Linked DNA regions of Homo sapiens: region 2 is linked to region 1. The links are chromatin contacts, found by POLR2A ChIA-PET in ENCODE. All regions are on one chromosome and are shown on one strand. Each heading gives the region's core, a stretch centred on a gene start or an enhancer-like site at or near the end of the contact. The rest is flanking DNA. Distances are from core to core; before and after follow the strand shown. Region 1 holds the start of TUBGCP5 (tubulin gamma complex component 5). Region 2 has its middle 3.8 kb from the start of MIR1268A.

What was found. ChIA-PET counts read pairs that join two places held with the same protein, here RNA polymerase II (POLR2A).
Region 2: POLR2A ChIA-PET joins it to region 1 with 5 read pairs in CD4-positive, alpha-beta T cell. The contact joins the enhancer-like site here to the promoter of TUBGCP5 in region 1. POLR2A ChIA-PET finds 5 or more read pairs at or near these places in 2 of 52 experiments (CD4-positive, alpha-beta T cell and activated CD4-positive, alpha-beta T cell).

Annotation. Positions count from the first base shown.
Region 1 is chr15:23,037,189-23,042,829 of GRCh38, forward strand. It overlaps TUBGCP5 (tubulin gamma complex component 5), which reads right to left and starts at 2,381. Exons shown (of 23, transcript NM_052903.6): 1 at 2,210-2,381. The coding sequence starts at 2,355.
Region 2 is chr15:22,218,681-22,224,321 of GRCh38, forward strand. No RefSeq gene overlaps it. Among named protein-coding and RNA genes, the nearest start is that of MIR1268A, 3.8 kb to the right of the region's middle. RefSeq lists a silencer at 2,629-2,798. Within about 2 kb of position 2,696, at least 4 of the 41 ENCODE cell types and tissues checked have a DNase peak (open chromatin) inside an H3K27ac peak, as active enhancers do; they include CD4-positive, alpha-beta T cell, where a contact is called at or near this core.

The sequences.
Region 1 (5,641 bases), core at 1,131-3,630:
GTCACACAGGTAAGTGAACTCATCTCATGGCCCTCCATATCCCCCATATGCTCTGTACTCAGCTACACATTTCCAGAATGGAGTGTACCTTGTCCTCCGTTACCTCCACCATCAGGCAGGCAAATAATCACCGTGTCCGAGACTGTGCAAGCATCCTTTCTCCAGCACACAGGTTCTTCCTGACCCTCCCAACCTTGTCCTCTGGCTCCTCTGTCTTCCCATAAGCCCCTGTACCTAAGTCCAGCTGAACACATTCTACATCAGGTGGTCCCAACCTTTTTATGCCATAGTGAGGCCCGGTGAAGCCTAAGGACCCCTTCTCTGAATAACATTTTTAAAGCCAAAAAATAAATACAAAGGAATCCCATTATACTGAGATACAGTTGTCAAATATTTAAAGAAGTTTAAGATATGGCAAGAAATGTTATTTATGAAAGTATTAAATAACAAGATTTAGCAGTAGGTCCAATTAACTACCATTAAAGTAACAGTAAACAACATTTACAAATATCTACAACTCTGATGTGAAAACAGTATGCGATTTCTACTGGTGATAAAGTCATAGGTAGGCTAATACTGCTATGGTTTGCTGCCTTCATTCATAATAGAAGGAGATGCTACTTTTCAGTTAGAGAAAAGTGAGCTTGCTCAGTGCAAGCTCCGCCTCCTGGGTTCGCGCCATTCTCCTGCCTCAGCCTCCCAAGTAGCTGGGACTACAGGCGCCTGCCACCACGCCCGGCTAATTTTTTGTACTTTTAGTAGAGACCGGGTTTCACCGTGTTAGCCAGGATAGTCTCGATCTCCTGACCTCGTGATCCACCCACCTCGGCCTCCTAAAGTGCTGGGATTACAGGCGTGAGCCACCGCGCCCAGTCCACAATTTTCAAGAATGTAAACATGAACTATTCATTTTTCTGATGGTTTAAAGCATCATAAAATTACAGCACAGCCTATGCAACTAATGTATATGTACATAGCATAGCCTATGCAAAAAATGTTTTCCATTTTTTAGTATCAAAGCGAGCAATCTGTACTTAAATAAAATTACACTACTGAAAAACACATGATTCTAGGCCAGTAAATGGGTGAATGGAACACCACTTTACCTATTATAATTTAGTTCCTGAAATCTGTGAATGAAAATAGTAACCTCCAACGTCTCTCCCAGCTCTAAAATGATGACAATCTGCCTACTGTCATTTAGAAATATTAGTAGAAAAATAACTTGGATTTCAGCATTTAAGTTTCTGTATTGTATAACCTATTTCACACATTGTTTATTTTTATAAGTTACACTTAAGAATTCAGTTTATTACTTCAGAAACTTGGCATGGTTTAAAAGAATCTGAAAGCCCCGTATTCCTATTATAAGCCAACTAGACACTTTATGGCTATGATCATTAAGGTAACTAAGATTACGGATTTTGAAAAACTGTTCATTATTCAAGAAGATTTTTACTGAAATTAAACAGGTAGAATATTAACATTAACATTTTTTTAGTAATAATTTCATTATGGGTAATGACTCTAAAAGTATTAATTTACATCTCCCATAAAGAAAAATAGGAGATCTCACTTTACGTAAATATCTAAATTCTGTAAGTCTTTAAAAATTAGTTACAAGAGAAACTGCATTAGAAATTGTATTAGGTGACTCAGCGTGCTACGTGCCAGGAGCTGTGCAGAGATGCAGCATTCTAGCTGGAGTGGAAGTGGAGGAGACAGTAATGACAGGTTAAATCAGTGTCATGACACGCGTTTTGGAAAAAGGAGAGCAGGGTGAGAGATCTTACACTGGGCTGACCAGGGAGCAGGAGTCAGTGAGAATACAATCTCTTTAATTTAAAAAAAAAAAAAATTATAAACATGGAGTTGCTACGTTGCCCAAGCTGGCCTGGAGTCCCGCCTGGGCCTCCCAGAGCGCTGGGGTTGCAGGCGCGCGCGCCGGCCGGCAAGAAACCCAGTTCACGCTTTCCCCGTGACGATCAGGACGCGTCCCGGGTAACACGCCCTGTGGTGCGCAGGGCACCGCGCCGAGAGCGCTGGCCGGCGGGGAGCAGGCGGTGGCAGGGCCTGCGAAGGCTCCCTGAGGCCGCGCCCGCCTCCGCCCCATGCCCTGCCCCAGCGCGCCCCGACCCCGGGCTGTGCGGGACCCACGCGCGGGCTCCGGGCTGTGGCCGGGAACCCGCCCGCGCGCCGTGCCCCACACCTGAAGTTGGACCAGGCGAAGTTTAGGGCGAGCTGGAAGTTGGGGTCTGCCTCGTCCTGGAGGCCGGCGACACCCCGGACGAGCTCCCGCACGTCGCGCTCCTGCTGCGCGTCCAACCGACTCCACGGTGGCCCGTGCCGCGCCATGTTCCGCGCTCCTGCAGCGCGCGTCTAACGAATTGGTGCCTGTCGCGCGAGAGCTCGGGCTCCTGCCGCAGTCGCCTCCGGAGCTGGCGGCATTCTCGCGAGAGTTCGCGCTCCCGCGCCGGGCGACTTCCAAGCCGACCGCTATTCTCGCGACAGTTCGAGCTCCGGCTGTGGAGGGTACTGCCTGGCGCTGTCCCGTGGTGGGGACTGGAGTGCGCATTTTCTGGTTGCCCGACGGTACGTTTTCTACTGTACTCAGAGTTAGCTGGTGTCATCGTGAATCAGATACATAAGGGTCTCTGGCCGGCCTCGGTGACAGTCAGTGATTTTGAGAGCAGCCCGTTAGGTGCCCGGTCAGCAAATGCATTGGGACCCGCCTTTCCAGGAACCCTGAACTGCTTACCTGCTGAACCCTCCCGGCCCTGCAGCTTCTCCCTCCAGTGATGGTCTCTGCGGATTTCCGTGCCCCATCCACACAACACAGTCACGCTACACACATCCATGCTACACAACCAGCATCAGCGAAGCAGCTGTCCCGACCCGCTAGTAGTGCCTGCTGGCCCTTGCCTCGCCTGTTCCTCAGGGGCGGCTTGGGGGACTTCATGACCCCACCTGGCCAGAGGTGCTGAGGGGGGGAACTTCATAAATGTCACCTGGCCAGAGGTGGTGGGGGAGATTTCATAACCCCACCTAGCCAGAGGTGCTGGGGGGACTTCATAACCACACCTAGCCAGAGGTGCCGGGAGGACTTCATAACCACACCTGGACAGAGGTGCTGGGGGGACATCATAACCTCACCTGCTCAGAGGTGCTAGGGGGTATCATAATCCCACCTGGCCAGAGGTGCTGTGGGGCCATCATAACCCAACCTGGCCAGAGGTGCTGGGGGGACATCTTAACCTCACCTGGCCAGAGGTGCTAGGGGGATATCATAATCCCACCTGGCCAGAGATTCTGGGGGGACATCATAACCCCAGCTGGCCGGAGGTGCCGGGGGGCGGGGGGAACTTCATAACCCCACCTGGCCAGAGGTGCTGGGGGGACATCATAACCTCACCTGGCCAGAGGTGCTAGGGGGTATCATAATCCCACCTGGCCAGAGATGCTGGGGGGCCATCATAACCCCACCTGGCCAGAGGTGCTGTGGGGCCATCATAACCCCACCTGGCCGGAGGTGCTGGGGGGCGGGGGGAACTTCGTAACCCCACCTGGCCAGAGGTGCTGGGGGTGACTTCATAAATGTCACCTGGCCAGAGGTGCTGGGGGGGATTTCATAACCCCACCTGACCAGGGGTGCTGGGGGGACATCATAACCTCACCTGGCCAGAGGTGCTGGGGGGTATCATAATCTGACCTGGCCAGAGATGCTGGGGGGACATCATAACCCCACCTGGCCAGAGGTGTTGTGGGGCCATCATAACCCCAGCTGGCCGGAGGTGCTGGGGGGCGGGGGGAACTTCTTAACCCCACCTGGCCAGAGGTGCTGGGGGTGACTTCATAAATGTCACCTGGCCAGAGGTGCTGGGGGGGATTTCATAACCCCACCTGGCCAGAGGTGCTGGGGGGACATCATAACCTCACCTGGCCAGAGGTGCTGGGGGGTATCATAATCCCACCTGGCCAGAGATGCTGGGGGGACATCATAACCCCACTTGGCCAGAGGTGCTGTGGGGCCATCATAACCCCAGCTGGCCGGAGGTGCTGGGGAGCGGGGGGAACTTCATAACCCCACCCGGCCAGAGGTGCTGGGGGTGACTTCATAAATGTCACCTGGCCAGAGGTGCTGGGGGGATTTCATAACCCAACCTGGCCAGAGGTGCTGGGGGGACATCTTAACCTCACCTGGCCAGAGGTGCTAGGGGGATATCATAATCCCACCTGGCCAGAGATGCTGGGGGGACATCATAACCCCACCTGGCCGGAGGTGCTGGGGGGCGGGGGGAACTTCATAACCCCACCTGGCCAGAGGTGCTGGTGGTGACTTCATAAATGTCACCTGGCCAGAGGTGCTGGGGGGGATTTCATAACCACAGCTGGCCATAGGTGCTGGGGGAGATTTCATAACCCCACCTGGCCAGAGGTGCTGGGGGGACTTCATAACCACACCTGGCCAGAGGTGCCAGGAGGACTTCATAACCACACCTGGCCAGAGGTGCTGGGGGGACATCATAACCTCACCTGGCCAGAGGTGCTGTGGGGGGGTATTATAACCCCACCTGGCCAGAGGTGCTGGGGGGTATCATAATCCTACCTCGACAGAGGTGCTGTGGGGCCATCATAACCCCAGCTGGCAGGAGGTCCTGGTGGGCCATCATAACCCCACCTGGCCAGAGGTGCTGGGCGGCGGGGGGAACTTCTTAACCCCACCTGGCCAGAGGTGCTGGGGGTGACTTCAAAATGTCACCTGGCGAGAGGTGCTGGGGGGGATTTCATAACCCCACCTGGCCAGAGGTGCCGGGGGGACTTCATAACCCCACCTGGCCAGAGGTGCCGGGAGGACTTCATAACCACACCTGGCCAGAGGTGCCGGGGGGGCATCATAACCACACCTGGCCAGAGGTGCCGGTGGGACTTCATAACCCCACCTGGCCAGAGGTGCCGGGGGGACTTCATAACCACACCTGGCCAGAGGTACCGGGGGGACATCATAACCACACCTGGCCAGAGGTGCCGGGGGGACATCATAACCTCACCTGGCCAGAGGTGCTGGGGGTGGGTATTATATCCCCACCTGGCCAGAGGTGCTGGGGGGGACGTCATAACCACACTTGGCCAGAGGTGCCGGTGGGACTTCATAACCCCACCTGGCCAGAGGTGCTGGGGGACATCATAACCCCACCTGGCCAGAGGTGCCAGGGGGGACATCATAACCCCACCTGGCCAGAGGTGCTGGGGGACATCATAATCCCACCTGGCCAGAGGTGCTCTGGGGCCATCATAACCCCACTTGGCCGGAGGTGCTGGGGGGCGGGGGGAACTTCATAACCCCACCTGGCCAGAGGTGCTGGGGGTGACTTCATAACTGTCACCTGGCCAGAGGTGCTGGGGGGGATTTCATAACCCCACCTGGCCAGAGGTGCTGCGGGGGACTTCATAACCACACCTGGCCAGAGGTGCCGGGAGGACTTCATAACCCCACCTGGCCAGAGGTGCTGGGGGACATCATAACCTCACCTGGCCAGAGGTGCTGGGGGGTATCATAATCCCACCTGGCCAGAGATGCTGGGGGGACATCATAACCCCACCTGGCCAGAGGTGCTGTGGGGCCATCATAACCCCAGCTGGC
Region 2 (5,641 bases), core at 1,446-3,945, 820 kb before region 1:
CACATTGGCCAGGTTGGTCTCGAACTCCTGACCTCAGGTGATCCCCCTGCCTGGGCCTCTCAAAGTGCTGGGATGACAGGCGTGAGCCATTGTGCCTGGCCATGAATCCAGTTTTGATACAATTTTGAGAAACACAAATGTCTATATACAGACATACACAGGTATATCTATTATCCATGCATGCGTGCCTACACACACTCACAAATGTGTGTGTGCATGTGTGTATACTTATACATTTTGGTGATATTTGGTGATATTCTTCTAGCCCCATATAGGACTGCAGGAACATAACCAAATCTTTTTTTTTTTTTTTTTTGAGATGGAGTCTTGCCCTGTCACCCAGGCTGGAGTGCAGTGGCACAATCTTGGCTCACTGCAACCTCCACATCCCAGGTTCACGCCATTCTCCTGCCTCAGCTTCCTGAGTAGCTGGGACTACAGGTGCCTGCCACCACGCCCGGCTAAATTTTTGTATTTTTAGTAGAGACAGAGTTTCACTGCGTTAGCCAGGATGGTCTCCATCTCCTGACCTCGTGATCCGCCCGCCTCGGCCTCCCAAAGTGCTGGGATTACAGGCTTGAGCCACTGCACCCGGACAACCAAATCTTAACAATGCTTATCTCAGGGCCGGGTGCAGTGGCTCACACCTGTCATCTCAGCACTTTGGGAGACCGAGGCAGGCGTATCACCTAGGTCAGGAGTTCGAGACCAGCCTGGCCAACATGGGGAAACCTCGTCTCTACTAAAAATATGAAATATTAGCTGGGCGTGGTGGTTGGTGCCTGTAATCCCAGCTACTCGGGAGGCTGAGGCAGGAGAATCGCTTGAACCCAGGAGGCAGAGGTTGCAGTGAGCCAAGGTTGTGCCATTGCACTCTGGCCTGGGCAATAAGAGCAAAACTCTGTCTCAAAAAAACAAAACAAAACAAAAAGAAAAACAAACTTGCAAACCTATTATAAAACAGCCACCCCCTGGCTGGGCACAGGGGCTCACGCCTGTCATCACAGCACTTTGGGAGGCCAAGGCGGGTGGATCACCTGAGTTCGGGAGTTTGAGACCAGCCTGGCCAGCATGGAGAAACCCCCATCTCTACTAAGAATACAAAATTAGCCAGGCGTGGTGGCAGGTGTCTGTAATCCCAGCTACTTGGGAGGCTGAGGCAGGAGAATCACTTGAACCCAGAAGGCAGAGGCTGCAGTGAGCCGAGATCTTGCCATCGCACTCCGGCCTGGGCAACAAGAGCAAAAGTCTGTCTCAAAAAAAAAAAAAAAAAGAAAAAAAGAAAAACAAATTTTCAAACCTGTTATAAAACAGCCACCCCCTTGGCCTGACGTCATGCCTCACGCCTGTCATCCCAGCACTTTGGGAGGCTGATGCAGGCCTTGAACTCAGGATTTTGAGACCAGCCTGGCCAACGTGGTAAAACCCTGTCTCTACCAAAAATACAAAAGTTAGCCAGGTGTGGTGGTGCATGTTTGTAATCCGAGCTAGCTGGAAGGCTGGGGTGGAAGGATGACTTGAACCTGGGATGCAGAGTTTGCAGTGAGCTGAGATCACGCCACTACACTCCAGCCTGGGTGAGCGAGTGAGACTCTGTCTCAAAAAAACAAACAACGGTCACTCCCAACCAACTCACATTAAACCGTTCTCTCAAGGGCTATGGATAAACAGTTCGAATTTTAAGAACACAGGCTGCCATGAGACATTTTAAATTTTTTTTGTCAGCAGAGGGTAGAAAGTTACAAAACTCAATGACAGGAAATTGCAAATTTCTAAGATTATAGTAGGCAAAATATCAACGTAATCTTTTTTTTTTTTTTTTTTTTTGAGATGGAGTCTCACTGTCTCCCAGGCTGGAGTGCAGTGGCGCAATCTCAGCTCACTGCAAGCTCCACCTCCTGGGTTCACAACACTCTCCTGCCTCAGCCTCCCGAGTAGCTGGGACTACAGATGCCCGCCACTACGCCAGGCTAATTTTTTTGTATTTTTAGTAGAGACGGGGTTTCACCGTATTAGCCAGGATGGTCTCGATCTCCTGACCTTGTGGTCCGCCTGCCTCGGCCTCCCAAAGTGCTGGGATTACAGACTTGAGCCACTATGCCCGGCCTTTTTTTTTTTTTTTTAAACACTTGTGAAGGTACACAGGTAAATAATCAGATTTTTTTTTTTTTTTTTTGAGACGGAGTCTCGCTCTGTCACCCAGGCTGGAATACAACGGCATCGTCTCAGCTCACTGCAACCTCTGCCTCCTGGGTTCAAGCAATTCTCCCACCTCAGCCTCCAGAACAGCTGGGATTACAGCCATGGGCCACCACGCCTGGCTAATTTTTTGTATTTTTAGTAGATATAGGTTCTCACTATGTTGGCCAGGCTGGTCTCGAATTCCTGACCTCAGGTGATCCGCCTGCCTTGGCCTCCCAAAGTGCTGGGATGACAGGCATGAGCCACCGTGCCCAGCGTAGATTTATTGGATTCTAAAATGCACAATTCTCTATGTTTCGGTGTTTCTGAAACCAAGGTCATCTCACCATCCACAGGAATCTTTAATAGTTTTTCTTTTTTTCCCCAACAGTTATTACATCACTGATGCATCTTAAAAGTCACTGGTATTTGAAAGTCAAGAAAACAGGAAACTCTCAAAACCAAGTTCTGAAAGCCACAGGGTGTTTCTGCTAAGCTGGCTGCGGCCTCCTGTGTATTTCGAATACCAGCCACAGTGTGGCGGCCACATCTCACCCAGGCAGGCCTCCATAACAGCTTCAGTACCAACTGAGTGGCGAAGTTACATATAAAAACCTGAAAGAGGCCGGGCACGGTGGCTCATGCCTGTCATCCCAGCACTCTGGGAGGCGAGGCGGGGGATCACGAGGTCAGGAGATCGAGACCATCCTGGCTAACATGGTGAAACCCTGTCTCTACTACTAAAAATACAAAAAATTAGCCAGGCGTGGTGGTGGGCACCTGTAGTCCCAGCTACTCGCGAGGCTGAGGCAGGAGAATGGCGTGAACCCGGGAGGCGGAGGTTGCACTGAGCCGAGATTGCGCCACTGCACTCCAGCCTGGGTGACAGAGTGAGACTCTGTCTCAAAAAAAATTAAAAAACAAACCTGAAAGAGCCAGTGTCCTTATACGAAGGCTGGAATGTAACAAAGACCCACCAAGAGTTTTGCCCAGGCCTTTCCTGGGCCTTGAAAATATGACAACGAAGGAATTCCTAACAGGACCTGTTTGGGTTTACGTAGTTTTACTGGGGATCTGAAAAACTCCCCTTATCTCGGGTAATCACCACAGCACCTGGACCCACCTACATTAAGTCAATTTACTGAGGCTCCAGAGAAAGGTCTTCAGGACTCAGACCTTTGTTATAGATTAGAAGAAGTTAATGCCTTTTTTCTTTTTTCTGAGGCCGAATCTCACTCTGTTGCCCAGGCTGGAGTACAGTGGCACCATCTCAGCTCACTGCAACCTCCATCTCCTGGGTTCAAGCAATTCTCCTGCCTCAGCCTCCTGAGTAGCTGGGACTACAGGTGCCCACGACCACACCTGGCTAATTTTTTGTATTTTTAGTAGTGACAGGGTTTCACCGTGTTAGCCAGGATGGTCTGGAACTCCTGACCTCAGGTGATCCACCTGCCTCGGCCTCCCAAAGTGCTGGGATTATGGGTGTGTGCCACCACGCCCGGCCCCGCTTATGTCTTTAGATGAATGCACACTTACACATAGGCATATAAAAGGTATATAAGCTCTGGAAAACTTTGTAATTTTGAGTCGGTCTGGTGATAATTTCCAGACCTTCTCCCTGCACCTGGTTACAGAAATAAAACCTATCTTCTCTCCCAGTTCATCCACATCTCATTATTGGGCCGTGAGAATAAGCAGGCTGAGATTCGGTTTGGTCTGGGAACAAGAGAAGTGACATTATCCTACCATAATCAGTTCTTTTTCCCTCTTTTCCTCTGTCAGGACATAGTATCAATAACAGAGAAGACAGTAAGACACTCACCACCTCATTAGCAAGAACGTTAATCCCCACCGCTCCCCTCCCTCACCTCCCAAAACCACTGGGAGGGCACTGCTGGGGTACACGTGGCCACGTCAGGAAACTGGAAGAAAGGAAGGCAGGGCTGGGCGCAGGGGCTCACGCCTGTAAGCCCAGCACTTTGGGAGGACGAAGCGGGTGGATCACCTGAGGTCGAGAGTTTGAGACCAGCCTGACCAACACGGAGAAACCCTGTCTCTACTAAAAATACAAAATTAGCCAGGCACAGTGGTGCACACCTGTAATCCCAGCTACTCAGGAGGCTGAGGCAGGAGAATCGCTTGAACCTGGCAGGCGGAGGTTGCAGTGAGCCAAGATCGTGCCACTGCAGTCCAGCCTGGGCAACAGAGCAAGGCTCTGTCTCAAAAAAAAAAAGAAAAAATTCTTACAGAGAAGAGGGTCTCGCGATGTTGGCCAGGCTGGTCTCGAACCCCTGGGCTGAGGCAATCCTCCTGGGTTGGCATCCCACAGTGCTGGGATTACAGGCCTGAGCCACTGCGCTCGGCCATCTATGGCTTTTTATCCCCACTATAAGACAAGGAAGAGGCATAGCTCAGGAGTGAGCTGAGTCGACACCAGGTGGCGCCCAGGTCCCGAGCCTGCTCTGTCCGCAATGCAGCCTTCATCCCCCGACCTGCACGTCCCCTCTCATCCCAGAGCACACCCTCCGGGGCCATCATCCCCCCACCCGCAGGGCTCACCCTCCAAAGGACCCCAGGGCCTGCGTGGTGGTCCGTGGACTCACTTACCAACCCTCCTTCTGCTCGGCCTCCTGAAGCCCTTGGATGGCTCGGAGGGCACGGGGACCAGGTACTAAAGGATAATGATGGCTACACACATGTCCCTAAGCTCACTACCTGGGGACGCCCTCATTCTGTCTCTCAGTCTATTAACAGGGGAGATGGAGCCCAGGAGCCCAGGAGACAGCTACACACACACACACACAAGCACACACACGTCCCTGAGTTCACCACCTGGGGATGCTCTCATTCCGTCTCTCAGTATATTAACGGCAGACAGAGCCCAGGAGATTGACGGCTACACACACACACACACGTGTCCCTGAGCTCACCACCTGGGGATGCACTCATTCCATCTCTATTAACAGGGCAGACAGAGCCCAGGAGATTGGTGGCCACACACACACACACACACACACACACACACACACACACACGTCCCTGAGTTCACCACCTGGGGACGCCCTCATTCTGTCTCTCAGTCTATTAACAGGGGAGATGGAGCCCAGGAGCCCAGGAGACAGCTACACACACACACACACAAGCACACACACGTCCCTGAGTTCACCACCTGGGGATGCTCTCATTCCGTCTCTCAGTATATTAACGGCAGACAGAGCCCAGGAGATTGACGGCTACACACACACACACACGTGTCCCTGAGCTCACCACCTGGGGATGCACTCATTCCATCTCTATTAACAGGGCAGACAGAGCCCAGGAGATTGGTGGCCACACACACACACACACACACACACACACACACACGTCCCTGAGCTCACCACCTGGGGATGCCTTCATTGTGTCTCTCAGTCTATTAACAGGGAAGACGGAGCCCGGGAGACTGACGGCTACACACATG